Linked DNA regions of Homo sapiens: region 2 is linked to region 1. A link is an interaction called in ENCODE POLR2A ChIA-PET data of the cell type or tissue named here. Cell type or tissue: A673. All regions are shown on one strand. Region 1 overlaps RBM14-RBM4 (RBM14-RBM4 readthrough). Region 2 has its middle 6.0 kb from the start of NEAT1.

Region 1 (2,500 bases):
CACCAAGATATTTCATTTGCTGTCCTGGAAAGGCACATGTTTGGGGCCATTCCTAGTCCTTTAAGTGGGGGAAATATAAAGGGTCATAGTGTCCACTACTAGGAACAAGTCCTTGTTCTGCATTAATACTGCATTCTATTTTCCTCAACTCAGGTTATACAAGTCCACGACTATCCGGAATCGGGCTTTCCTGCTGGGTGCTCTGAGGCAGGCTGTATGGTGCATGGATTTTTGCTTTTGTTTAGAGTAAAAGAGTGGTGGGGGAGGGTCTCAGATTGGGTACTTGTCCAGCAAAAGGGTGGGGTATATGAGTCTCATTTGTGAGAGTTTTGTGTTTAATTGACTTACCAAGTTTCTTTTGTGGTTGTTAGGTAGAGTGGCTACTAGGTTGAGAGTCTAGAGTCAAACATCTGAAGGGACAGTCTCCCTGGAACTCAGGCTTCTTGCTGGCTTTCAGGTGGTAGAGAAAGTCAAAAATTTGCCTGAAATTTGCTTGGGACCCAACACCAAGTGACGATGCGGGTGAAGTGCATAACTGCACATGAATTTTTAGAACTCCTGGCTGACTCCTTGTGAGAGTTAGACGGAGTTTTGTGCATCTTGTTCCTTTGTAAACATTTGATTAGCAAAAATGCATTGACTTACTCCGGGAGTGGTGGTCAACTATTTGCAGTTACATTGTTGTGTAACAGAGCTCCTGACATACTTCGATGTAAGAGACTGGGAAAGATTTGAACATCATATCCTCCACTGATGTCTTTTTATCTGTTTGTGATGACGGAAAGTGAGGGTTGAAAGTTGGGAGTGTAGTAGAAGCGACTGGCTCTCTAAAGAGCGTACTCATTTCTTATGCTGGGAATGGTCATTTGATTGAGTCTCCTTGTGTTGGCTGACAGGGCTTTGAAAAGCACAGAAGCTTGGTGTTGCACCAGACAACCAGCTCTGTTTTATTTCACAGGAAAAAAAAACAACATAGTTGCTTGGTTACTCCAGGAGCTTAGATAGGATTTGTAGAACAGAAATCTCAATAGCAACAGTGGATTGTAACCACTCCACAGCTTCCTCCTATTGGGTGTTCAAAGATGAACAGCTTCCGGAAACATGTACAGACTTGTGGGGAGATCTGAAAGACAAAAGAGGAAAATATCTTCTCTTCATTTTTGTGAGTGACTGTTTCTTCTTCCTATACAGAGCTCTGTAGTTTCAAGTTTAAGATTTTTTCTTTTTCTTTTTTTTTTTTTTTAGACGGAGTCTGGCTCTGTCGCCCAGGCTGGAGTGCACTGGCGCCATCTCGGCTCACTGCAAGCTCCGCCTCCTGGGTTCACGCCATTCTCCTGCCTCAGCCTCCCGAGTAGCTGGGACTACAGGCGCCCGCCACCACACCCAGCTAATTTTTTGTATTTTTAGTAGAGACGGGGTTTCACTGTGTTAGCCAGGATGGTCTCGATCTCCTGACCTTGTGATCCGCCTGCCTCAGCCTCCCAAAGTGCTGGGATTACAGGCGCAAGCCACCGCGCCTAGCCCTCAAGTTTAAGATTTTTAGTCTTAAGATAGGAGAACTTGTTTTTCTGGATTCACTTAACTTTGTTACTGGAGGACTTGTGATGCCACCAGACCATTTGGAGATCTCTGTAAAACATTACTTGATAGTCCCAATGCAGTGATTTCCTTCAGAGTTTCCTTGAATTAGATCTGTGGGCAAGAAGGTTCCTGGAATTTTTCAGATCTCTGGTTTTAATGGTCTTAGGAGTACTTGGGTGTTAGGGCATCTTTAATCTAGCTAGGTCTGTGCTTTGCACTTACTGTGATGGGGCTTATCACTACAGGATGCAGTTGAGTTAGCTGGGCAACCTATTCACACTTTTCCCCTCCAGTGTCAGGCTTAGAAACTTCCTGATACAATTTGGTTATAATTGTATCAGATGGATTTTTAAATTTTGTATTTATTTTTATGTTATTTATATATTTATTATTTTTTTTTATGAGACAGAGTCTCATTCTGTTGCCCAGGCTGGAGTGCAGTGGTGAGATCTTGGCTCACTGCAACCTCCGTCTCCTGGGTTCAAGCAATTCTCCTGCCTCAGCCTCTCAAGTAGCTGGGTCTACAGGCCACCACACCTGGCTAATTTTTGAATTTTTAGTAGAGACAGGGTTTCACTATGTTGGCCAGGCTGGTCTTGAACTCCTGACCTCAGGTGATCTTCCTGCCTCGGCCTCCCAAAGTGTTGGGATTACAGGTGTGAGCCACCATGCCCGGCTTGGATTTTTAAATTTTTTGATCAGTTATAAAACTCATTTGGGTAGTCATTTGAATCATACATGTGAAATCTCAATTTTCAGATTTCACCACTTGGTCTGAATAAAACTCACTAAGGAGGGAAACAGACAGTGGGATGTCCAAATGCTCTTGTAAGCCCATGGAAGTTTTTGTCTCATTCTAGTGTCAGGAAGTTGTGGATAGAATAATCAGGACTGTTAGAATTGTTCCTTAATATTCCCT
Region 2 (2,500 bases), 1.2 Mb before region 1:
CACAGGAGGCTCCAGCCACAACCAGAGCCCAGCAAGAGGCTTGCGCAGACCCACAGCTGAGGCTTCATGTGGCCAGCCCCCAGCCAAGTGGCAGTGCATGGAGAGACACACGGGAGGCCAGAGGTGCTGCTGGGACTCAGAAAAGCCACAGCGACCAAGGCGACCCAGGACGCTGTCATGCTCAGTCTGAAAAAACAGTGGTGCAAGGGGCACAGATAAAGCTGGGAAGGAGAGGGCTGGGGTGGATGTGCCAGGGGCCTCTGACACTTGTCAGGGAGCAGGAGTTCCAACTGCTCCCCGCACACAGGGTTGCAGGATTAGCAACAGAGTTACCCATGGAGACATCAGCTCAGAGTCCAGGCAGCTTTTCAGATGACACCGGGGATAAGAACATAAAGACCAGGAAAATGGGTCACTTTGCACACACATGATGCCCCAACAGATGTGCAGGCCACCACCCAACACAAAGACAGACAATAGACTGGGAGGGGGAGCAGTGATCAAACAAGGCTTCCTGGAGGAGGGGGCCTGACAGGCTCAGTAGGATACAGGTAAATGCAGCAAAGAGAGAGGGCATGGGATGGAGCAGGGACAGTCAACCAAAGCCTGTGACTTTGAGCCTAAGGGACACTGACAGTGCTGACCCAAAGGAGGTGCAGGCCTCGGGACAGATTCTCATCGCTCATTCTTCTCCTTTGTGCAGAGGACTTTTAGAGCTACCTGGCATTTTTCTCCCTGTCCAAATCCACCCCACATTTCAAAGAAAGTAGGCAGACTACCCAACTTCACCCAGAATGGGGGTGCAGGGCTGGGCCTGGGTCTGAGGACTTCAGTTTTAAGCAGCAAGTCCAGTGCCGTGTGGTGGCCCGGCTCCTCTCGCCCCCACTGGGCGGACAGCGTGGGTGGGGCGGAGCCTACTCCCATCTGCAGGTTGCTGGTTCGGCTGCGGCCAGCAGGGGGCAGCTGAGCTCACCCTTTCCTCCTGCCGGGCTGCAGGGACAGTGACAGTGAGCAGCACTGCCCGCCCAGGCAACCTGGAACCAGGGTCGTGCCCCACGACAGAATCTCGGGGGCCTTGGGTCTGGCGCTGCGGGCTCACCCGCTCTCAGAGTGGGAGTCCTGGCTCCTGACTGCCCTGACCTTCTTCCTGCCACTGGGCCCATGATGGGGGTCCCCAACTTTCAAGAACACAGGGTAAGGGGTTTGTTTCCCTGGTGGTGGGCGGGGGCATTCCTCAGCTTCGTGATGGGTCCTGAGTTTTCCAAAGGTCAGGATCCATGTCCTGGAAACGGATTCTGCTGTAGATGTGTGCTTTTCTGTGAAATGACAGCTTAGTAAAAATACTTAAACTGGGGCTATTTGGAGACATCTAAGAGGTGGAGTGAGCACAACCTGGCACTAGTCGCCTCCCTCCTGAGGCAGTTGACTGTCCGGCCTCTGCCCCTGGGCCCTTCCTCCTTCCCAGCTGCCCTGAGCCCTCTTCCAGCACCTCCTGTCCCCACCTCACACACTAAGTCTTCCTGCTATTTTTAACTATTTGACATAATTTGCAAAAGAGAGAATAATAGTCCCAGCTCTTCCCAAGGACTTCTTTGTCCGGTGCCCATCTGACCTTGGCACTTTGTTGTGGGGGTGGCAGTGACCCTGACAAGTTCTCCCAGCCAGCGAGAGCACAGGCCTCCCATACAGTATCGTCAAGGTCAGCAGCCTCCCGGGCAGGGGGGTTCTACTCCCCGCAGAAGCCCTGGCACCATGGCCAACTTGCTCACAGAGGGCACTCAGTCAGACCAAGGTGGGTTGGGGCAGAAAAGGCTCCTTCAGAGATTCAAGGACAGTCACAACTGGTGCTGTGATGGGGCCACCGGGACAAGCACAGTGCAGGCCATTCCCATCAGCAGGGACCCAAGAGGAAGTGGTAGGCTCTGGCAGTGGGGGCGGCTGGCGGTCCTGAAGACAGAGGGCTTTGCAAACCTAGGGGTGGAGGTAGTGGGATGTCAGCACCTGGGCTCCCTGCTCAGAGGAGCTGGCGCCAGGATTCCCAGTGGGTGGGCTTGGGGAGGAGGCTGGAAAGGTTAGCACAGGCGAAAGTGTGGGGCCTAGGAAAGCTGGGCTCGCTTATTTGGCCAAGGAGGGTGGGGAGGGTTGGAGGAGGTCTAGGGGCCGCTGGAGGTGCAGGGCAGCCCGGGGAGGCAGGGCTATGGGGCCCAGCCACGCATTCCACAGGCCTTCTCTCTGCGGGAACAGGAGTGAGGACACAGGCGCTCAGCGTGGCAGGGTGGGAACAGGAAGGTCTCGTGAGCTCTGTGACAGGATGGGGCTACAGGAGACAGAGGTAGCAGTGAGCTGGTGAAGAGGCAGGAGGAGGCAAGGAGGACAGGGTGTTCTAGGGTGCCAGCTCAGGCAAGGCTCCAAGGAGTGGGTGAGTGCTCAGGAGGACGGGGGACCAAGGCCTGGGGTAAGGGGCAGGTGCCCAGGCACTCTAGCATGGCACGGAACAGGG

The links. ChIA-PET counts read pairs that join two places held together with the same protein. Peaks named below come from ENCODE experiments on the same cell type or tissue, not always from the same donor. Only the 100,000 strongest peaks of a DNase experiment are listed, where the experiment ranks them.
Region 2: POLR2A ChIA-PET joins it to region 1 with 5 read pairs; 1 of 35 experiments calls an interaction of 5 or more read pairs at or near these places.

The regions. Positions count from the first base shown.
Region 1 is chr11:66,618,343-66,620,842 of GRCh38, forward strand. All of the region lies in intron 1 of RBM14-RBM4 (RBM14-RBM4 readthrough), which reads left to right. All of the region lies in intron 1 of RBM14 (RNA binding motif protein 14), which reads left to right. Among named protein-coding and RNA genes, the nearest start is that of RBM14-RBM4, 3.0 kb to the left of the region's middle. In A673, no CTCF peak of the experiment used is centred here; a DNase peak (open chromatin) is centred at 1,009; H3K4me3 peaks cover 1,116 bases; H3K27ac peaks cover 970 bases.
Region 2 is chr11:65,415,576-65,418,075 of GRCh38, forward strand. No RefSeq gene overlaps it. Among named protein-coding and RNA genes, the nearest start is that of NEAT1, 6.0 kb to the right of the region's middle. RefSeq lists enhancers at 1,809-1,858, 2,425-2,500. In A673, a CTCF peak has its summit at 939 (motif pointing right); a DNase peak (open chromatin) is centred at 966; H3K4me3 peaks cover 755 bases; H3K27ac peaks cover 2,180 bases.